2 separate regions of the Homo sapiens genome follow, and region 2 is linked to region 1. A link is an interaction called in ENCODE POLR2A ChIA-PET data of the cell type or tissue named here. Cell type or tissue: PC-9. All regions are shown on one strand. Each heading gives the region's core, and the rest is flanking DNA. Links, peaks and the distances in the headings are about the cores only. Region 1 overlaps ATG10 (autophagy related 10). Region 2 overlaps RPS23 (ribosomal protein S23).

Region 1 (12,299 bases), core at 5,202-9,201:
AACAAAAAATTACATATTCAATCAAATTGCTCTCATCAAAATACTACTGGCAAGAAAATGTCTGCACCATTACTAAATAAAATAAGTTTAGTTTTCTGTAGCATTTTATTTTCTGAATAGATTTACATATTTGGAACCCAGGGCTCTTTGACTTGGTGCAGATTAGGACAGGGTTCTTTATGAAGAGAAAGGAAATTACCTCTGGCTCTTTAGAGTCTACTTTGAATTAAGGCTGCCGCCCCAGGACTACTGAGCATATGGGATCTAGACATTTGATTTTTGGGTGTCTGATCATCCACGACTGTGAGCAGGACTGGCTGGCTGCTCAGCAGCACTGACTCTGAAGCGTGGAGTCCTGGGAAAACCAGGTAACAGTGTGCTCATTTGCCTGCTATTTACATCTGTCACATTTTGAGGTGCTAACTTTTCAATGGGCACCTTAAAATCAACATTTCTGCAACTTTATTCAATCACAACCACTGGCGCAGAAATCTAAGAGCCAAATAGGCAAGAAGCTCAATGAAGGGTGAGGGTAGAGGGCCAGCCAAGGCCTTTTGGTGCCTGAGCAAAGAGCTGGGTAGGAGGGCTACTTTCATTAGTACCCAGATCATCACCCAACTAAAAGAATGACCTTGAAATATTTTTCCTTCACCTTTGTCTTATCCTTAAAATTTTTATATTTTAGTGTATTTTATAATATACAAAATATATCATATAGAAATACATATTCATAATTGATCAAGAGGTAAATATACACATATTAGGGTTGAGTGCTTAACTTTTTTGACTCCTAGTGTCATGATAAAAAAAGTTTAGAGATCTCTGATTTATAGGATGAAAATGGCAACAGACAATTTATACTCATTCCACTTATTTATTTCACTTAACAAATATTGATTGAATGTCTACTATTTGCCAGGTACAGTTCAGGATGCTTGGAATACGTAAGTGAATAAGACAGGCAAAAGCCCTGCCTTCACTCACATTCAAAGGGATATGTGTGCTGTAATAGAAGCCTTTCCAAGTCTGCCAACTGGATAAGGCCTCAAGATGTATTCTTATATTCTTATAGCACTTGCAACATTATACTCAAATAATTGTTTATGCAATGTTTTTTTCTCCCACGCTCTCTGTAGTTATAAGTTCCTTGAGAGCAAACACCATATCTGTTTGCCAACAAATCTCCAGTGCTGGCACCATGCCTAGCTCATAGTAGATGCTCAGTGAACGTTAGTTAGTTGAATGTATATGTGTGCTGTCCATGCATATACAAGTGGGCACACATGTATAAGTGAGTTATTTGTAAAGCTGAGAAAAAAACTTGTGGGGCATTCTCAAGCAGAAACTATTGCTGGGGGCAACAGAAAGTGTAGGCAGACACTTTTTAGTGGGCTGCAGCAAGAGTTTATCGGGAAGAAGCTTGGATAATCAGAGGTGACAGGGGTGACAGATTCTAAGTGATTAGGCAATCTGGTAAACTTGGACAAAAACAGTTCCTGAAAATCTATCTGGGTGGGTGTTGTGATCATTGAACTAAAATAAGCCTTGGTTAAGGGTGATTAGGATACTAAAATGATCAGTGCTACATAAAACTGGTTTACACTTGAATGAAGCTGAAAAAGAAAAATTAAAATCTCACAAACAAAATTCATAGATTTGGAGGTAAAATTTTATGTACTTGGGGACTCTGTGCATTTTCTCTAATAGTATTTGTTGTAATTATAATTTTATAGCTCTTTGTGTGATTATTTTTTAATGTATTTCCTTATATTAGGACATAATATCTATTATTGTTATCTCTTCTATTCCCAGGCCCCAGGACAGTGTCTAGAGCAGACGATGGCAACTGTGGCCTGCTGCCTATTTTTTTTTTTTTTTTCTCTTTAGAGACAGGGTGTCACTCTGTTACCCAGGCTGGAGTGCAGTGTGCAACCTTGAACTCCTGGGCTCAAGCAATCCTCCTGCCTCAGCCTCCCAAAGCGCTGGGATTGCAGACATGAGCCACAGCACCTAGCCTGCTGTGTATTTCTGTACAGCTCACAAGCTAAGAATGGTTTTTATATTTTTATATGGTTAAAAAAAGAATTTAAAAAGAATAATATTCTATGACATTAAAATAATATGAAATTTAAATTTTAGTGTTCATTAATGATGCACTATTGGAACAAACCCACACTCATTAATTTACATATTATCTAGGCTGTTTTCATGCTGCAGTGGCAAAGTTGAGTGGTTTTGACAGAGACTTATGATGCCCAAAGCCTGAAATATTTACTATCTGGCTCTTTAAGAAAATGTTTGGACACCTTTGATCTAGAATATTTAGTGTATCCTATAACATTTTTTGAATGAATGTATGATTAATTAGTATACCTATGTGCCAGATATACACATTTTATACATTATCTCATTTAATCACAAGGGAAAGATGCCTTTATTTAACAAGTGAAGAAACTGAGGCATAGAGGGGTCAAATGACCTGTCCATTCCATGAGTGGCAGAGCCAGGGATTGAACCCACATCTAGCTCCAAATTCTGTGCTTTTTTATTTTTGCCTATATTATGCTTCTCTGAAGTCTATGTGTTTTTATCCGAGATTTTGAGTGTCTCCTTGAATCCCAATAGAAAGCTGAGAGCTTAATGTTGCTCTCATTACTGCTGAAATATTATAGTATTATTTAAAAGCAACAACCACATCTTTGTCCCAGCACAAGCATAGTGCCTGGCACGTCATAGATACTTGTGGAAATCTTAAAGGGATTCTCCTGGTAAAAACCAAGCAAAGAAACAAATAAATCCTTATTCATATCCATATAATCCAGAGACAGTTTTGAGCAAGGGAAGGAACTCATGGCTTACTGAAACAGTTCCTTGCTGATTCCTAGACATGCTGTTTCTTGTGCATGTGTGAGAGGGCCTGTGCTTTAGGATTCACAGTCCTCTAACATTCCTACAATGCTTGCCTCTTGGTCTGTTTATGAAGGCTTTATCATTTTCACTCTTTGGCAGAGAAATTTACTCAGTTCTGAATTTGAGTGTAGAAGTTTATTCATGTGCTGAAGGAACTTGCAGTTTATTCATCAAGACATTTAAAAATCTCACTTGTTTAAATTAGGGTAGTGCTATCTCTTACTTTAGAAAATGACTTTAGCCAAACTTCAGCCCATTGGATTTAATTATCATTGTCCTTTTAAGGCTCAGAATTTCTTAGACCCTTGGAAATGTAATGTAACATCCTAAGACAGGAAAAAAATGGAAAGGGGAAAGAGTTCACCAAATGGAGATACAAGTCCTTTAATAAAATTCTGTTTAGTGCTTGTAAAAATATAATAAAATGAAATTAAAGAAGGCCTTAAAATTAGGATTTTCAGGGGTAGGCAAACTAAGGTCTATGGACTACAGCTTGTTTTTGTAAATAAAATGTCACTGGAGTACAGCCACGTACCTTTGTTTACATGTTGCCAGTGGCTGCTTTCAGGCTGCAGCTGCAGAGACCTATGGCCCACACAGAAGCCTAAAATATTTACTACTTGGCCCTTTAGAAAAATGTTTGGAGATCTGTGGAACTAGAGATATAAGAAAAATTAGAGAAACTGGGCTTATTCAATATGGGGAACAAATAAATTTATTCATATTATATAAAAATAATGACTCTTTGTTCTTAATCTTCTGCAAGGATAAATCTAGTGGAAACTGATTTACTTTCTAGCAAGGTAACAAGGAAGAATTTTCTGGCTCTGGAGTTAAAACATAGACTGCCTTATAAGGCAAGTTTCACAGATTGGTGGTTACATGTGTGGTGCAAAATTTATTCCTTTTTGGCACTCCAAATTCCATTATTAAAGATTCCTTTTGATTAGGGTTATCAGCCACAAATCTACTGTTGAATATAATAATTGATAAAGGAGTAACATATTAAGCCACTAATGGCCATTAATAGTTTAGCAAGAATTAACTAACCAATTAGAAGGAAAAGGACAAAATGAAGGAAATTTTTATATAGGAGAAGATGAAGGAATGGGGCAATAAACTGGGAGTGGGGGGTGATAAGCTGAGGTCTTAGGTTAATGGAAGTGCATTTAGGCTCCCTCCGAGAGGAGACCAAATGAAGTAACGGTGGTTCTCAAAACATAGATGAGCAGCTAGTGAAGGCAAACCGGTTTATGGCATAATTCTGGGTCTTGGTGAATGAGTTTCCTGACTTTATAATTCCATAGACTACAAAAGTAAAGAATCACAAAGTAGACCCTCCATGTGTATGTGAGGCAAGACCTGCATAGCATCACCAGGAACACTGCTTATAAGGTGAAGTCTTAAAACCCATCCCAGAACTCCTGGATTAGAATTTTGGGGGTGGAGGCCAGGAATACGTCTGTTTAACATTTCTCACCACCAAGAATCTGATGGTCTTTGCAGGCTAGAAAGAACCCTGGACTTGGAGCCTGAAGGCTTAGTTTTGTGCCCTGGCTCAGTTTCTTACTTGCTGGAGACCTTGGGCCTTCCTCCTAGAGCAGAGGAACAAATTACATGATGTACATCAATAGGCTTAGAAAAACTGTAAACTGTTAGAGTTGATGCTGGCCTTTCTTATGTCACATGTAAAGGGTAACACTGAAGAGAAACACACTTGACCGACTTCTGAAGCTTGATAATTTTTCAAGAGGTCAAAATTTTCCCCTCTTCCTCTAGTTTGTCATGTTTTACATAAAGAATTTCTGATTTTCAAATCCATTATTCTGCTAATTCTTTTACTTTTAGATGTATAGAAATAAGTGATAAGTGCGATTAAGCATTATTACTATTTCCTCCTGCCAAAGAACCTGTGTTTTGTAGCATGGACTCTAAGAGATAGCCTCTTCCACAGTTCCACCTTTTACTTGGCGTGTTTGCTGGCTTCCCAGCTCCAGGCACTAGCTGTCTTGCTGTTTCCTATGCAGTCTTAAAAGAAACAGGGTCTAGGAAGCACAGTGGAGCCAGCTGTAAACATCCAGAAAACTGCCAGATGTGCTGTGGCGGGTTTCTGCATCCCCTCCCTCCTGCCTCGCCCTTGAGCATGCCTGCCTGGAGAAGAGGTTTTAATCCTGCACAGGAAACAGATTCTTCCTCTCAGTGGGAACCCACGTTGGCCATGCTGTTGCTAATTCACTTTGGTTGATGTAGCAGGGAGAGTAAAGAATGGCACCTTTTTACCCCCTTTTAAAAAAAAATCAGTAGTAGTAGTGATAATATTACTGGGAAGGGGAGAGCCTCACTAAGATATTATCCTTGGGATCATCTTATAACCACCCTTTTTTGTTTCAGTGTTGCCTTGGATGCTGTTAGACATATGTTGAACCCGCTGATATGTACCATATACAACATTTACAGTTGCTAAAAGAATTACGTTGCTTGCAAAGGTTCTTGTGACAGTCACTTACTCAGAAGCCACAGGGATTGTGGAAAAAGTCATTCTGGGAATTAAGATAGTGAAAAGACCACTCCACTGTATGATAATGAGCCTTGAAACAAACAAAACAAGAGCTGATTACTTAAGGTCCCACAGATTATTTTTATAATTCACTTTAAACTTTTTAATATTAAAATTCTTTATTTCTTGAGGAATTGATTTTTCAGTGGTTTATCAGAAGGCTTCATCAGTCGTTATCACTTCTGAAAATATTAAATGGCTGTTGGCTCAGGAAAATCAGCAAATGAAGAGTATATTACATCGCATCTTTCCATTGTGATGAGATGGTTTCTGTGTCCAGTCTTCAGTACAGCTAAGGACTGTGGACTGTCTTTGAACCAGTGATGTTAGGTTTGAACTAAAGACCTGACTGGTAGAAAACAAACAAATCAACTATCTTTTCCTCAAGGGATGTTATGAATAAAGCTCATTACTTACGTTTGCTCAGTAATAGTAATACAGATTATTAGTGATAGAAGAAAAGTTTTTCTTCCTTCTCTGTAGGCTAAATAGAGATATGGATCTCATTTCCAAGGCCCAATACACTATTTGGGTTTGCTTTCAATAAAATAGCTGTGAAGTGTCTTCAGCATGATCCCTATTTAATGGGATTTAGTTGTAAAGCTTAATTCGTATCAGATTTTTTAAATGAGAGATCACTGTCAACTTATTGTTAATTGAATTCAATAAAATCAAGGTTTCTATAATTAATGTGAACCATTTAATCTTTTAGCTCTTGAATGAATGTAATTTTCTAAATACACATATCTTCATGAAATAGCAACATTTTGAGAAAAATCAATATATTGTGACTTCTTTTTTCAATTACTCTTAATATCAAATGAAATACAGCTGCCCCCCCGCCCCCCATCTCTGTGGGTTCCGTATCCATGGATTTAGACAACCAGGATCAAAACTGTAGTTAGGACTATAGTGGTTGCATCTGAACTGAGCATGTATAGACCTTTTTTCCTGCCATTATTCACTGAGCAATATAGTATAGCTGTTTACATAGCATTTACATTGTATTAAGTATGATAAGTAATATAGAGATGATTTAAAGTATGGGAGGATATGTGTAGATTATATGCAAATACTCTACCATTTTATATAAGAAACTTGAACGTCTGTGAATTTTGGTATCCTCAGGGTGGGGGGGTTCTGGAGCCAATCCCCCGTGTATACCTAGGGCTCACTGTATACCCAAATCCTTTAAAAGTCACATAATAAAAGAAAAATAATAAAAATATTAACTAACTCAAAGTGTTACGATTATGATGTTCAGAACATCAGTCCAAATAAAGCATAGTAACAGTTAAGTGGTATACTACAGTACAAAGAGCAGTGGTTTCAGTGTCAGTAGATAAGGGTTGTAGGCCTTCCTGTACCCCTAACTATATAGTCCCGCTTTATTGGTGTGGGAGATATTTCAGTGGATGCCTGAAACCATAGATAATACTGAGCCCTATATATACTATGTTTTTTCCTATACATAGCTGTGACAAAGTCTAATTTATAATGAGCACAGTAAGAGATTAACAGTTTCTTTTTGGCATATCCAAATTTCCAGTATCACTACCCTTGTGCCTTGGGGCTGTTATTACATAAAATAGGGGTTACTTGAACATAAGCACTGTGATACCACAACAGTAGATCTGAAGACCCAGATTGCTACTAAGTGACTAATGAGCTGGTAGTGTCTACAGCATGGATACTCTGGACAAAGGATGATTCACATCCCAGGAAGGTGGGATGGCAGGAGATTTCATCACACTACTCTGAATGGCGCACAATTTAAAATTTATTAGTTTTTTATTTCTGGATTTTTCACTTAATATTTTCAGACCATGGTTGATCATGGGTAATTGGAAACTGTAGAAAGTGAAACTCTGGATAAGTGGGAGCTAGGTGGCATTGGGTAAGGCACCAACAGGAAGTGTATTGTTGTTTGTATCTGCAAGATGAGCATGTTGGACTAGGTGGAGTGATTCAGGTTTCTTTCACTATTAGAATTCTCTTCATTCTGTGTTCTGTAACATGGTATCAGAAACTTTTTTATCTTAATTTTTTATTTTAAATACTTTAAAATACTCCTTAAAGTAGATAGAACAGTATAATGAACACCCAGGGACCCATCTAACAATCTCAGCCATCACCACTCCATGCCAGTCATGCTCCTTCTATACTTCCATCCACTTACCCCTCTCCTGTATTATTTTCAAACAAATCCCAGACATTAGACTCTCTTTATTAACATGATCCCTCTGTCATCTGTATTATTAGCACCATGAGGTCTTAAAAATTTTATTTAGTTTTTAACAAGCCTCAAATTGCCTCACTGTTTCTGTGCTTTCCATTTTTTTATTGAAATTTTTTGAGATAACCATAGGTTCACATTTAGTAATAAGAAATAACAATCCCATCTACCCTTTACCCAATATCCCCCAGTAGTAACTTCTTCTAAAACTATAGTATAATATCAGAACCAGGATGTTGACATTGATATAATCCACTGACCTTATTCAGATTTCCCCAGTTTTACTTGTACTCATTGTGTGTGTCTGTGTGTGTGTATTTGGTTCTGTACAGTTTTATCACATGTGTAGGCTTACATATCCACCACCATGGTCAAGATACAGAATAGTTCCATCACCACAAAGATATCTCATGTTGCCGTTTTATAACTAGCTCTCTGCCCTCCAGTCCCCCAACACTAATCTGCGGTTTTTGACTTCAAAAGTGTTGTCACTTCAAAAATGTTATATAAGTGGAATCATACGGTATATAACTTTTGGAGATTGACTTTTATCACTTAGCATAATTCCCTGGAGATTCATCCAGGTTGTTGTGTATCTCAATTGTTTGTTCCTTTTTATTCCTAAATAGTATGGTATGGATGTACCACAGTCTGTTTAACCATGACCTGTTGAAGGACACCTCATTGTTTCAATTTTTTGGCTATTCTGAATAAAGCTGCTATGAACATTCATGCACAGGTTTTTCAATGCTCTGGGATAAATCCTCGAGTGCAGTTGGTCGGTTGTGTGGTAATTATATGTTTACTTCTATGAGAAACTGTCATATGGTTTTCCAGAGAGGCTATACACTGTTTTATATTCCAACCAGCAATGTATGATCTAGTTTCTCTGTATCTTCACCAACATTTGGTGGTGTCCACTATTTTGTTTATTTTAGCCATTCTGACAGATGTTTAGTGATATCTCAGTATAGTTTTAATTTATATTTCCCTGATGGCTAAGGATATTGAATATCTTCTTTATGTGCTTATTTGCCATTGGTATATCCTCTTTGGTGATATTTTGCATCTTTACTCCTCCATTTACTTCTTTTTAGTTGTTAGGATGGTGTGAGATTGCTGGTAAATTACCTATGAAGTTTGTTATAACATACTTACATAGGAGGAAACAGATCTTCAGACTGAAATAGAAAATATTGCTTACTAGGGTTCTCAGCTCTGTACTAGAATCTCCAGGAATACAAAAATGAGTAAGACAAGAACCTTAGTCTTGAAGTTCTAAAACCATCTGGCACTTTTAACTGGAAAGAGAAGCAGAATATGTGTAGAAGTCTGAGATTTCCAAATTGCATGACTTCAAGGAATGATATTTTAATGGGCATCATAAAGGTGACCACAAATGATGGAAAGATGCTAGCAGACACAAACCAAGGATTCAAATTCATCTAATATGAGTAAAGCATGCAGAAATGTCACTGCATGTAGATGACTGCCCAGAGCAACACTGGGTGACATAGTAGCAGTCCTAATTAGAGGACAAATACCCCTGGCTTTCACAACCCACAAAGGCACTCAGCTGCCAGTGAGAACAGTGACTGGAGTGAGACTTCTAACAGGATTTTCAAGAAGCTTGTTCTGTCCCCTCCCTCTTATTTCTTGAGCCTCCTACCTGTTCCAGAGAATATGGATCTATGCCTAATTGATCACCAGTTTCACATACCTGGTGTCAACCCCAGCACATTCCTGAGTGCTTAATTCGAGTTTGGGTGAAGGATATTTTTTCTAAAACTTGTATCTTAACTAGCAGCACTGGGTCTCAGGCAGTCTATTTCTGCACTTTTCTATAGAAATTAATGACCCAAATCCTTCGATTAAGTATGCACTTAAGAATTGCACAGTGATGGCCTAAGAAGAGAAATAGCTCAATAGAGAAGATTAGAGAATAAACACACACACACACACACACACACACACACACACACAGAGGTATGGTGACATTTAAAGTCAATGGAAGAAAGATGAACTATTGAAATCATCTAGGAAAATTTCTTACCTCACACTATATACAAAACAAAAATCAGTTGGATTAATGATCTAAATTTTAATTTTAAAACGTGTATATAGTAAAGAAATTTAACATCTTTATAATTTGTAAGACTGAGGTGGGGTACAGCAGGAAGCCTTCTGATGAAGACATGTAACTTAGAAGCTATAAACAGAAAATGTACAGATTTGACTACATAAAAGTAAAAAAAGAAAATCCTTTGTGATAAAAAAGTACAACAAATGGTTGAAAGAAAACAGAAAGTGTTTTTTATATATGTGTGTATATATGTATATATTTCACACATATCCTTGCACACCTATTTTTCTATGGTGCAGACATATATATTTATCTCTAATAGTTATTATTTCCGATGTACAAAGAGTTTATATAATTCAATAAGAAAAATGCAAATATTCAGAAAATAGGTAAAGAATAAAAACAAGCAAATCATGGGAGAATACAAATTACCAATAAACATATTGGTAAAGCTGCTCACCTTCACTAGTAAGTAACCAAGAAACTAGGAATTAAAACGATAAGAAATTGATACTTAAAAATTCATCAACAGGCAAAAATTAAAAACAATATTCAGTATTTATTGGATATAGGAAAAGAGCATTCTCAGACATTTTTGCTGGGAATATAAATTGATACAGCCTTTTTCTGAGGATGGAATTTTTGAGATTCAGCATCTCTTGAAATTTAAAATGCTCATATCCTTTGATACAGTGATTCCACCCTTAGGAATCTGCACCATAGAAAAAATAGAGGTATGCAAGGGTATATGTGCTGTGATATTCATTGCAGCCTTATTTGTAAGTAGCAGAAAACTATAATCAACCTAAAATATCTGGCAATATGGAAATGTTAAAAAAAAACACAACAGCAACTATGGTGTGGTCATGCAGTGAAATATAGAGAAGGCATTAAAAGGCACTAAATCTATAGCAGTGACTTGGCAGCACGTGGCAGGATGCCCACGAGTGAAAATATCCACTCTAGGAGCATATGTATGTATAGCAGGATTTAAGCAGGGGCGGGGGTGGGGAGGAGGTGTGTGTGTGTCTATGTGTGTATATGTATTTGTGTGCCAAAAATCAAAAAGTCTAAAAAAAATACACTCTGGCCTGTTAACGATGGTTACAAACCTGAGGTATAGGAGTGCTGAGATGAGGGGAATTTCATTTTTTCTTTTATGTACTTGTGCAATATTTGTAATTTTTACCACCAAGATAGAATTATTTTATAATATTAAGAAAGAAAGGAAATTATAAATGCTAAGCAACCCAATTATTGACCAAAAAGAAAGAATTTGGTTAAAAGAATTGATGTAATAGAAGGTACAGATACCTATGCCTAGTGAAAATTTAAAAAGAAAACAAAATAGAAAAATCTTTTTCTTGCTACTGTATTAATTTTCTGTATCTGGCATATTTATTTCCATGATTTCTTTCTGTTTATTTTATTATGTTTAATTGATGGTGTTTACTGGAGTTTAGTGAAAAATATTTTGTAAACATCTCCAGTTGTGATTTATCCATTGTAATATCTCCCCAGTGAACTGACTGTGAGTAGGGAATTACAGAATTATCTGTAAAGGAGATACAGATCTTGAAAGTAGTCTGGGGCTTTGCTTATCTCCACAGGAAACCTTATTTCATATTGATAAAGTATGAAATCTTTCCTTAGTTATTTCTGATTGTTCATTGTTGTTACTGTTTTAATGAGAGGTAGAAATGAGCTAAACCAACCTGCTTCATTCCTTCTAGTACTAATTTAATTTCAAAGGAAATTCTTCAACCCCAATAAATAAGTGAAAGTGGATGGAACCAGGGTCTGACTCAACATGTCCAATTAATTGCTTCTAAACAGTAAGGTACATTCTTTTAAAAGCCCCACACACAAAAATCAACCAGTAAAAAATGATCAGGTGAGAAGTGAGATGACTATCATCATCTCTGCTTACAAAACTCTGTTCAAGTTGACATTAATATTTGCCATCTACTCTATTATAAATCAAGATTTATTGTAGAAATATACCAAAGATAGCACAATAATGAAGAAAACAGAATCATCTCAGGTTTTGAAATATACCTAACAAATTCAACCTCTTGCAAAATAACTTTCTTATTCAAAATGGAACTGGGAATTGTTCAGCACACAATGAATCATCTTTTGGCAAGTACAATAGAATCTTTAGGGACATTTCACAGCCTCTTGTTCAATTGTTAGGATGTTTTTAGCTTTCACAGGTAGGGAAGAAGGTAGCTTATATAGCCATCATCTTGTTGCTAAAATTGTACAGTAAAGATTTTTCAGGCAATAGATCTTTTCAGATTTTTTTTTCCTTTTTCTTTATCCAGAGCCTCTTTGTGTCTCAAAAACAATCTGGAATTACTTAATGCTAATGTTTTCTGGTTTTACTATTTACCCAGGACTCAAATGTTAAACATTAATATGGGAAACTCCCTTTTCCTTGCCTCATAGCCTTATATTTATTTAACTGTTATTTTGTGAGAAGAAAATCTCCTCTTTTCCTCTCCATGTTA
Region 2 (12,299 bases), core at 3,411-7,410, 110 kb after region 1:
CATTTTCTCATGTCATTTAATGTTCTTTGAAAATACTATTTTAAATGACTAGCTAGGATTTCTTCTATTCCAAAATGTACCAAATAATTATCCTATTGTTTGAGTTTTGGTCTTTTCTAATTCCTCACTGTTTATTTAACATACATTCATTTCAGCACTTTTTCGTGTCAGGAACTGTTCTAGGAATATAGTGGTCAGTAGGGCAGACAAAGCCCCTACCCTCAAAGAGCTTTCAGAATGTAATGCAATGAGCCAGGCGCAGTGGCTCTCCTGTAATCCCAGCACTTTGGGAGGCCGAGGTGGGCAGATCACCTGAGGTCAGGAGTTCGAGAACAGCCTGGCCAACATGGCAAAACCCTGTCTCTACTAAAAATACAAAAAAAATTAGACGGGCATGGTGGCGTGTGCCTGTAGTCCCAGCTACTCGGGAGGCTGAGGCAGGAGAATTGCTTGAACCTGGGAGGCGGAGGTTGCAGTGAGCCGAGATCGTGCCACTGCACTCCAGCTTGGAGGACAGAGCAAGACTCTGTCTCAGAAAAAAAAAAAAAAAAAAAAATGTAATGCAATGAGAAATGTAGGCAGAAACCTGTGCTCACATTTTGTTTCTTTAGGTTACGCTGTTAATGGAATTAATGGATCAAAGGATATAGGATCATGTCACTAAATTGTTCCCCAGTAAGGATATAGCAATTTACATTCCCAGCAGCAGTCTGTGTTTTATCATTTTCTTAAATCTTTGAAAATTATTTTACTTTGCTTTAATCACTGAATTAAACATTTTTCTCTTGTCTTGCTAAGATTTCGTGGATCCTCAGCTTCATTTCTTCTTAATATGTTATATTTTTCTTAGCATGTTAAATTTCATTTTCTCACCTTCTTCTTGTGACTTCATTGCCCCTACATGTCCATTGTGCTCCTATAAGAGCAGATTGTCCATGTTCTGGTTCAGTTTAACCAGAGAATATGCAGTTAAACAATTGGAATATGTATGTAATTTTAAAAAAATATTATGGAAAATTTCAAATATATGCAAAAATAGTACAATTAACCTTCACATACCTATAAATTGGAATCAACAATTACCAAGATTTTGCCATATTTGTTTCACTTAACCCTTTTTTTCTTACTGTGCTCAAATACTTTTAAGCAGTAACAGACTTTATGTCATTTGTTTTTACAGGTGCATACTGAACATTTTTATTTGATTTATTCCTTCCATTCTTAGATGTTAAAAACATCTTTGGGTTTTTGTCCTCTGCTTTTATGCCTGAGGGTGAGGCTTTGTGCCCTCTTTCTAATTTTTACAAATAGCATGGGAACTTTTCCCTAAAATGACCATAATTAGGGCAGCCATGAAATAAAAGCAGAATGTAAAATGTGCATTTTGCAGGTTCTGCAGACTGGATCATCTACAGAACTGGACAACATTGGGAACACTCATAAACCATGTCAAACCACAGTCCACTTCTCTCAGTTGTTCTCAACTGTGATTAAAATGGAAAATTATGTAATATGTGACTAAATCCTCATTGTTGTACAGGTTGAAATAGTAGCTGGCTTCTTGTGTTAGGAACTCATATACACAAATATACACACATAATTGGAAAATTCTGCATATAGTTTCAGGCGTTCCTAGTCCCTCTAAAATCCACCTATGGGCCAAACCCTATCCATCTATGGGAATCCTGGCAAATAAATTCCACTCACAATGGCTTTCTTTCATTACACACACACACACACACACACACACACACGCAGGAGGAAGATGAGTATGTTGATAAGGAGAAAAGTATTTAATTATAAACATATAAGAAAATGTGTAAAATACAGAACAAACAAAATCAACTATTGTATACTATAATTAAGATCCTGGAGAAATACTTGGAACCTATTAGGAACTTGTGGGGGAAAAGTTGTCATACTACCTGCAAACACACACGAACAGAGTACCTAAAGTTGTCAAACTGTATAGAAAAAAGAATCTTATTATAAGCTGGATAAATTCATAAAGCTATTGGAGAAAAAAGATATGACAAAATCTATTTAATACCAGTTTCCAAAGCAAGAAATGAACAAGACACGTTTTAAAAAGTAACAGTTCTCTCTACTGTTCTCAGCTGTGATTGAAATGAAAAATTATTTAAAGCATGTCTTACTTTGCCCATTATTGTACAGATTTAAACATTAGCTGGTTGCTGAAAGAGGTAAGTAAGCATTATAATACATCTGTTAGCATATACACTTTGAAATTTGGGTTTGCTCTGTATGTCCTACACTTTTAGCACAGCCAAGCAATGTAGCCCCTTGTTCTATTTATTTTTTTCTTTTTCTTTCTTTCTTTTTTTTTTTTTTTTTTTTGGAGAGGGAGTCTCACTCTGTTACCCAGGCTGGAGTGCAGTGGTGCGATCTCGGCTGACCACACCCTCTGCCTCCTGGGTTCAAGTGATTCTCCCACCTGAGCCTCCCAGGTAGCTGGGACTACAGGTGTGCGCCACCACGCCCAGCTAATTTTTTGTATTTTTAGTAGAGACAGGGTTTTGCCATGTTGGCCAGGCTGGTCTCAAACTCCTGACCTCAGGTGATCCGCCCGCCTCAGCCTCCGAAAGTGCTGGGATTACAAGCGTGAGCCACTGTGCCCGGATTTCTATTTCTAATTAACTATAATAAAAGAGTTTTAGGCCAGGCACGGTGGCTCACACCTGTAATCCCAGCACTTTGGGAGGCCAAGGCAGGTGGATCATGAGGTCAGGAGATCGAGACCAGCCTGGCCAACACAGTGAAACCCCATCTCTACTAAAAATACAAAAAATTAGCCGAGTGTGGTGGCGGGCGCCTGTAGTCCCAGCTACTGGGGAGGCTGAGGCAGGAGAATGGTGTGAACCCAGGAGGTGGAGCTTTCAGTGAGCTGAGATCGCGCCACTGCACTCCAGCCTGGGTGACACAGTGAGACTCCGTCTCAAAAAAAAAGTTTTAGAAGGCTAGATTTAAAAATTTCTCCCACACTGTGACTAGATTAGAGAACAGAATTCATGCCAACAATAACTTATTACCACAAATAAGCAGAGTAAAAGGAGCTGGTACTTCTGTGGCTAGATCTGACTAGTGACCTGGGGACTTTGATTTCCTCCTTACCCTCCTTACCATCAGAATTGCTGTTTGCAAGCTTCAGGTCAGCTGGAAAGCAGAGTGCATTAAGGAAGGAATTTGTGATGGTGCTCATCGCACACATCTGAGAGCTGTGTGTGAGTGGCTCCCTTGTTTTTGAAGATACACATCATATATTAGAGGCTTAAGTGACCATCTGAATGAGGTGGCGACTGGGCATGTGCATATTTGAAAATATTAGTTATTTGTCACTCATGGTTCCCTTCAAATGTGTCACTCTAAAAAACTATTTTCTTCTATGAGACAATTTATGCTTTAAAACATTTAATTGTTAAATGTTTTAATGGTTTGCTCTACACCTTCTGTGGTGACATTAGTGTGACAATAAGCTATAAAAATCCACTTCTCTTCCTCCGGTACTAACAAACATAATATCACTTTACCAAACAATAAGGACAAGATTTGTGTTAGAAACGAAGACTGCTCAGTATAACCAGCAAAGACAGTCCCCCAACTACAGTAGCATGAGAATGTGAGTTAATGCTTAAATAATCCACTGACATAGATTTTATAGGTTAAAATAAAGATTACATAAGTTACTGTTAGTGAACATTTTATTGTAATATGGTAATTTATTATCGTAGTCTCTTTTCTTGGCTTTATGCAAAGCCAATAAAGAAAAACGCTAGCTACTTTGACAACCTTCCAACAGATTCCAGGAATATTATCCACAGCGTGACCATTATGACCAATCCTACAACTAGACATTTTCCTGGAATGAAATACAGGAATCCAATACACATACAGATACACATTCGAATTTTTATAGCTGTCATATTAGAACTGTGTCTCTCAGTGCTATCAAAAAATAACATGAAAAGGCCCACATTTATCTGAGGTGTTGTGTGTTTAGACCTTCAAAATTTTTTTTCAGAACATCAGTAACTGGAGTGTTTCAATATTTTCATACAAACACACAGAAAATTTACTCCCCTTCGCAAAACAGAAAACAAAAACTCTTACTAAATACCCGGATAAATTTGTGCCTGAGTTTACTAAGTAGCTACCTGTAAGGCAGTGTTTATCGTTTTGCGATGGGGTGTTTCTGACAGGAACAATTCCATTTGGAGAATAGACTATTGTTTTGACTTGAGCTGTGCCAATTACTTGGGCAAATTTATTTATAAAATACTTAACAGCTGCCTTATTTGGGCTTCCAACTTCTAAGATGAGAGCAGTAATAACCACAAATGGAGAAAACAGGGGGTAGCTACATAAGAACTACCTGACAGATTTCTCATGGATACCCTCAAGATGGTTTCCCAGGGGAATTCTGATGTCACTGGGTTTGGGAACCACAGAACTAAGTGATCTCCTGATTCTTTTTGCTATAACAATTTCTGATTGGTTTGGGCTTTGCTAGGCAAATAAAGAGAATACAGATTAAATAACAGACTAAATTAACTTACCCATTTGTAAATTTTATATATACATATATATAAATACATTACTTTTTATTTATAAATAATTTAAGGCACACAAGAAGTTGCAACAATAGAATAGTTTGTGTATACCCTTCATCCAGCTTTCCCAAATGATAGTATCTTTCATAACCAGAGTATATTTTCAAAAGTAGGAAATTGACATTAGTCCAAAACTATTAACTACAGAATTTACTCACTGACCAATTTTTACATGTTTTTATTGTGTGTATAGTACTATGAAATTCCACTGCAAGTATTGATTTCCATAAATATCACCAAGATAAAGACACAGAAGTGTTTCATTCCCACAAAGAAACTCCCTCGTACGATCCTTCCTTTTATTGTCAGACTCTGCCCCCATTCTGAATCCCTAGTGATCACTGGTCACTTCTCCATTGCTATAATTTTGTCATTTCAAGAGTGTTATATAAATGAATCCATACCAGATACAACTTTTTGAGATAGGCTTCTGGTATCCAGCATACTGCCCTAGAAATTCATAGAAGTTGTTTTATGTAACAATCTGGCTGAATAGTGTATCATTTATGGATATACCACAGTGTATATATTGGCCCATTGAAGGGTATTTAGGTTGTTTCTATTTCTTGGCTGTCCAAATAAAGTTGCCATGAATATTTATGTACAGGTTTTTGTGTGGACACTTATTTTCATTGCTGTATTTCAGTCCTGTACCCGGGACTACAATTTCTGGCTCATGTTGTTAAGTATCACTTTTTCAGAGTGACTGTACTATTTTTCCACCAACAATGCATGAGAGATGCAGTTGCCCTCCTTTCTCACCAGTACTTGGTATTCTCAGCATCTTTAGCCAGGTTATAGTGATAACTTGTTGTGGTTTTAATTTGCATTTGCCTGATGGCTAATGATTTGATCATCTTTTCATGTGCTTATTTGCCATCTCTTTTGTGAAGAGACGTATATTTGCCCATTTTGTAATGGGATTGTGTTTTCTCACTTTTTGTTTAGAGAATTCTGTTTTAGATGTAAGTCCTTTATTGGATAAGTGTTTTGCAAATATTTTCTCCCAATCTGTGGTTTGTCTTGTCATCCTATTAACAGGATTTTTTATTTTTTTATTTTTTTTATTTTTTAAGACAGGGTCTCACTGTGTTGCTCAAGCTGAATTGCAGTGGCACAATCAGAGGTCACTGCAGCCTCAAACCCTTGGGCTCAAGCGATCCTCTGACCCTCTCAAGTACCTGGGACTAGAGGTGCACACCACCATGCCAGGCGAATTTAAATTTTTTTTGTAGAGATAGTGTAGCAGGATGAGCCGCAGACAAAACCTCCCAGACACCGAGTTGTAGAAGGAAGGGCTTTATTCAGCTGGGAGCATCGGCAAGCTACTGCCTTAAAATCTGAGCTCCTCGAGTGCACAATTTCTGTTCCTTTTAAGGGCTCACAACACTAAAGATTTCATATGAAAGGGTCGTGATTGATTGAGCAATCTAGGGGCTACGTGACCGGGGTTTCATGCACTGGTAGTCAGAGTGAAACAGAACAGGGAGTTTCACAATGTTCTTTTATACAATGCCTGGAATCTATGGATAACATTGGGTTCGAAGTCATGAGTTGATTTTTAACTACTAGGTTTAGGCCAGGAAGGCCCAGGGCTGATTTTAGGCCTGGTGCCGGGCTGCCTGTCTTTGATTTCACTTCCTTGTTTTTTCTCTTATAACAAATACTGAGTATAAAACAATATAAAACAGTATGAGAGGGTCTCTCTCTTCCCTCATTTCCCCCCTTTGAGACTCTCACTTTTTATTAGTGGGAGTTCTCACTCTTATTTTTGCTACTTATGTCTTTTCGTGCAATAGATTGATAGTGATTTTTATAGTACACTTGTGCTGAAGCATTTTGGTGAACTAAGGTAGTGATGAAGCTTTTTATCATTTGAAGAAGTACAGGTAGCAAACAAGGGAGCAGTAAGTAGGTTTCTATTACTATTGTAACTCCTATTGTAAGAGTTTTAAATCCTCTTAGTGCTGGGAACTACCTTCTAAACATGGCTTTAGGGTTGAATCTGTGCTACACTTGTATGGACATATGTGCCAGTTTTGTCATATTTCTAACTATGCCTTTTAACTACTTGCCTTTGATTATCTATGTGTAGACAGTAATTAGTAAGGTTAAATTTCTTATAGACCATTATTTCAGCTGCTAGCAAGTAGTCAAGAGCTAATTTATTTTGATAGATAGCATTTCTTATCTGAGTTTTTTGCTGGGCCAGAATAGTCAAGGCTTGACCAGTTTTATTAGTGATGATTTTTAAAACAGCTTGCAACCGTATGATTTGGTTGAGCATGTAAATGGGGGTCCAGTATCCCCATGATCTGTCTTGTGTCTAAGTGGCAGGCCTATAGTATTGTATAATTTTTTTTAGGGGGCCATTTATCATCTTTTTAATTACCTATGGCTATGCTTCGTTTTCCACGGGAAGCACAGACAGGGAAGCCTAGGAGTTCTCCTGTTTTTATGGGCAGTAGGAAGAAAGATGGTTTAATGGTGCCAATTACACAACTACCTGTCCACTGATTAGGCAGCTTAGCATGGGCTCTATGTCTACATATCCAGTATTACCTGGTGGGGGCAGTCCAGTCCCGGTGGAATTCTGGGTAGGCCTAGACAGTCTGCAACCTTGGAAATTTACTGAACGGATCTCTTTCTGTGTGGTTTGAACTCCACCGTGTAACTGTTTTTGTGGTACTATTATACAGTTTTTGTCCTAGGCAACTAAGTCATCCTACAGAATGAGTGAATTTTTTCCTTTTTCTAGCTATGCAATATTGTCCAATAATTAAGACTTTTAGAACCTAGAAATGATCAGGGTGATTCTTTTGGGCTGGGAATTCATCAGGAACTGGGTCTGTAGGCACTAATTCTTGGGCTTTTTATGGCCATTGATCTCTCATTACAGTTTTTCTACAAAAATAACATGAAGTGACATCTAGAGACTGGGCTACCTGCTCGGCTAATTGCAAAAACAAATTTTTAGTTTTTCCTGGAATCCCAGGTACTGGCACATTTAGTTCATCATAGAAAATCTGAAAGACTGGTTCTGAAGAGCGTTCTTGAACCTCTCCTTTTATTAGGATGCTTACACTAGGATCTAGTCCTTTTCCATCAATGCCTAATGTTACATATTTTCCTTTATTCCACTTTGGGTCTGAGGGGTTTGTAATTATCAATTCTAAAAGGTTGCAGCTCCCACTCGTGCAGGAGGGGCTGACTTTTCCTTTTTGGAGCTAAACAGGATCTTTCTTATCTTCTTTCTAAGTAGCCTAAATGACACAAGACCAGTATTGACATATCTCACATAAATATGATTCTTGACAGATGTACTTATTTTATGCTGTGTAACTTTTTTCCTAATCTAGAGAACTGCATCCTATCCTATGCTGTTTACTATTAATAGCGGCACAGGCATCAAATTTTAAGGTTACATTTTTGGGGACCTTTCTTTCTTCTGTTCTAGCTATTATTTTACTTGTGTCCCTTAGAGAACGACCAGTTCTTAGTCTTACTTCAAAGACTGTGATCATGGGAAGTTCAAAGGGGTCATAGCACACATTGGGCTGGTCACTTCCTGGATTACATACTTTGTACTGGGTGTTATTATACAAATAGGTTCCTTTTGGAGTTCCTAGGCATTCATAATAACTATAAAATAATAGGACTGTAGCAATCTTTTGTCCTACCTCAGTGACTTGATGTAAATACTGGGAACAGCCTTCAGTCTGAGAAAGGTCAGTTGAAGTCCTTACTGTACAACTCTAAATTTTAAGGAAAATGAGTCCCGCGATGCATTTCCTCATGCTTCGGCCGTGTGTGGACCAGTCAGCTTCCGGGTGTGACTGGGGCAGGGCTTGTCGTCTTCTTCAGAGTCACTTTGCAGGGGTTGGCGAAGCTGCTTCCATCCACGTACAGCTCCCAGTCTACTGATGTTTAAGGGTGGTCTTGGAGGTTGGGCCTACTAGAATAAACTAAGTCCAACACCTCTACACAGTTTATGTTTAACTGGGCTCTCTGATACCAGGAGTAAGATGGCAGGGTTAGGGTGTTGCAAACTTCAATCGTTATGTGGGGATTTTCACAGAGCAAGCTTTGGTATCTAGTTAGTCTAGCATTCATTAGCTAATGGTGTCCTTTGGTATTTATTAAAATCACCACAGCATGGGGGGACTTTAGGTTTTGTCTAAGAGTTAGCTTATCTGCTTCTTGTGCTAACAGGGCCGTTGCTACCAGGGCCCTTGGACATGGGGGCCAGCCTTTGGAAACCCTGTCTAGTTGTTTTGAGAGATAGGCCACTGGCTTTGGCCAGGGCCCCAAAGTCTGGGTTAAAACTCCAACTGCCATTTTTTTTTTCTTTCTGACACATAGAGTGTAAAGAGTTTTGTCAGGTCAGGTAGCCTCAGGGCTGGGACCGACATGAGTTTTTCTTTTTAACTCATGAAAAGCTCATTGCTGTTGGTTGTAATAGATGTAGTTTATCTAATCTACATTTTTATTGACTGTCATCTACTAAAATATTGACTTGAATCCTCTATTTGATTTCAAGCTTTAAATTGATCTGGTATTCCTTGCGGGGCTCTAATTGCATCTAAATAGATGTGAGAGTTGAAAGACCTATAAGGGGCTTCTCTCGCTTTATGATGTCTTATTTTTTGTTTTTCCTCTGGTTGATGAAATGCCAGGGTGAAAGGGATAGCCAAATGGACTAAAGCACAAGTGCCACTCTAGTTATTAGGCAGAGTGCCTAGTAAAGGTCCACCACAATACTACCATACATCTGCTAGGGGACGAACAAGGGCTGACTGATTGATAAGCTCTTGAAAATTCTTAAGCTCACTGCATCCCTTCAGGTCTCTAAGGAATGCTAAGTCTCTTCCTTGCTGTGACAGACACGAAGTGAACTTAGTGTTGGGAGATGGAAGCTGGATGGCCCTCAGGGGCTGACCCGCAGGGACTTCGGGATATAGCAGAGAGAGCTTGGCATGACTTTTTACTCCAGGCTATAGAGTCCCGGAAAAGAGCTACCATGCAGCCTATGCCTGGTCGACTAGAGGACCACCTTAGTGGAAGGGGGACAATCAGGGCCTCTGGCCTGCCATGTGCACAAGCATAACAATTGCTTTTGTTTAACGTGCAGATGGAATATTTGATCTATTTCAACCAGGCATTTGCATCTTGGTATGCTGTCTTAATTGCCAAAGTTTGTTTTAAGTCTTTAGCTTCTATGATCCTTTAGTAAAATGAATGTTTCCTGTAGCACCTATTTTTATTAGTTTTTAGACCAAAGAAAGCTAAACACCATTTTATATTTAATAATGCTTCTTGTATGATTTTTATACCACATAAGTTAAATTTTACCTTTATATTAGTGTTAATGTTAAACTTAATTTTAATAAAACCTTGTAGACATATTTATCCAATTTTTTATGTTTGACCATGTAAGATTTTATAGACTCTTTTTAACTTTTTATAATTTTTGTTAAAGAACAGGTTGATCCTTTAAGAAAAACCTGTTGCATTTTTAATGTCTAGTTCACAGAAAAACTGGATGACACCTTTTTAACTTTAGCTAATATGTTTACACACAGAATTTTCTTTACAATTAATGTTTTAAAACTTGCTTAAACTTTTAAAACAATTTTTTTAACTTTTTAATGTAGGTAAAAATCCACATTTTTATGCCCTTTTATAATCTTTTTTACCAAAGGTATATTTTACTTTTCTTATACACCTTGCACATAAACTGTTTTTTTAAAATAGTACTCAGGAGGCCTTATTACTTTTAAATTATACAACTTTTTTGCATAAATACTTTTTATAACTTTTTCTTTCACGACTTTTGCAGACAATTTTTCAACATGTCTTAACTTTCTGACTTATTACATTTTTTTTTTAAACAACCAGTTAATTTATTTCAGGACAAGAATTTACCATGTAACACTCTTTTTACATAAATTCTGCCTCTCCCCGTTTTTTTCCTTTTTTTTTTTTCTTTTTGAAGATAACCATTCCTTTTTTTTTTTTTTAAAGCGAACTTTCTTTATGTCTTTGAACTAGATTGTCTAAGGCCACAAGATTAGAAGTTACCATAATACATGTTACACTGTTAACTTTTAGCAAACTTCACTTTTGTTGAAAACCTTGTCAGTTTGGGATTTCAATTATCCTTTGCTATTAATAAGACTTTGTTTAGTCTAAATTAACTTAGAATTGGTATAGATGGTCTCTTTTTCTCTCTGCTGGTCTTTCCTTGCCTCTGCCAGCTGCTTATGCTGCTGTTCTCTTAACTACTGTGGTGGGGAAGGGGGTCTAAAACCAGCTGTAACTGTCTATGTATGGAAACTGGTCTGGGTGCCTTGGCTTACCAGTTACCTTGTGTCATACCTTTGAAACAAGAGACCTGTCCAGGCTTCCTTCTGATGGCCAACCTACTTCTAATGCTGGCCAGTCTATTTCACACAAAGTTCTAAGTTTTCCTGGTGTCATAGTAACACTGTAATCTCCCTTAAATCCTTTCTTGAAATTTTTCAAGATAGTTCCTAGTGGGGTGGGCTTACTTTGCACCTGACCTATGTTTGTTTGTTTTTTTTCCTGAGACAAAATACCACGCTCACACCACACACACACACCAGAAGACAAAGAACGGGTAAAGAGGGCACACACACACTGTTACCGTTTATACCAAACCAAAATCACGAAATTCAAAATCCGAGTACCAAAAAATTCAAGCCAAGTCAAAACCAAAACCACAGTATCCAGCAATTCAAGTCAAGTCAAAACCAGAACAAAAGTGCCAATGCAGGCACACCGTGGGTGATCAGGCCACGCTTCCACTCAGATGGAGTGGGGCAAGTTCCAAAGACTAGTTTTACCAAGTCAAGCCAAGTCAAAACCAGAACAAAAGTGCCAATACAGGCACACCATGGGTGATCAGGCCACGCTTCCACTCAGATGGAGTGGGGCAAGTTCCAAAAACTAGTCTTACCAAGTTTCAGATGTCTGGACTCCAAGTGCCAGTTCCTTCCCGGTTCCCGGTGTTCAGCCACTGTGTTAATCCTCCGCAGGGGCCTGCTATGTGCTGCTCTGGCGAGGCGTTCCACCGGGGCAACTGCCTACCCAGGAGCACTCTTTGGATGGCATCACTCAGGCTGGCCGGAGTCCCCCGCAGGGACGCTCCACGGGGCAGGCCTAAGTTGCCTAAGGGGCTGTCTCAGCCGTCCGTCAGTCACCTCGTTTCCTGGTCAGGGAACCAAGAAATGTAGCAGGACGAGCCGCAGACAAAACCTCTCAGAGTTGTAGAAGGAAGGGCTTTATTCAGCTGGGAGCATCGGCAAGCTACAGCCTTAAAATCTGAGCTCCTCAAGTGCACAATTTCTGTCCCTTTTAAGGGCTCACAACACTAAAGATTTCACATGAAAGGGTCGTGATTGATTGAGCAATCTAGGGGATATGTGACAGGGGTTTCATGCACTGGTACAGAACACAACAGGGAGTTTCACAATTTTTTTATACAATGCTTGGAATCTACGGATAACATCAGGTTCTAAGTCGTAAGTTGATTTTTAACTACTAGGTTTAGGCCAGGCAGGCCCAGGGCTGGTTTCAGGCCTGGTGCCGGGCTGCCTGTCTTTGATTTCACTTCCTTGTTTTTTTCTTAAAACAGGTACTGAGTATAAA

The links. Peaks named below come from ENCODE experiments on the same cell type or tissue, not always from the same donor. Only the 100,000 strongest peaks of a DNase experiment are listed, where the experiment ranks them.
Region 2: POLR2A ChIA-PET joins it to region 1 with 6 read pairs; 6 of 35 experiments call an interaction of 5 or more read pairs at or near these places.

What each region holds. Positions count from the first base shown.
Region 1 is chr5:82,152,048-82,164,346 of GRCh38, forward strand. All of the region lies in intron 3 of ATG10 (autophagy related 10), which reads left to right. Among named protein-coding and RNA genes, the nearest start is that of RPS23, 120 kb to the right of the region's middle. In PC-9, for the core only: no CTCF peak of the experiment used is centred there; a DNase peak (open chromatin) is centred at 7,134; H3K27ac peaks cover 1,393 bases.
Region 2 is chr5:82,261,405-82,273,703 of GRCh38, forward strand. It overlaps RPS23 (ribosomal protein S23), which reads right to left. Exons shown (of 4, transcript NM_001025.5): 4 at 11,916-12,299. Among named protein-coding and RNA genes, the nearest start is that of RPS23, 11 kb to the right of the region's middle. RefSeq lists a silencer at 11,606-11,900 and an enhancer at 12,163-12,282. In PC-9, for the core only: no CTCF peak of the experiment used is centred there; no DNase peak of the experiment used is centred there.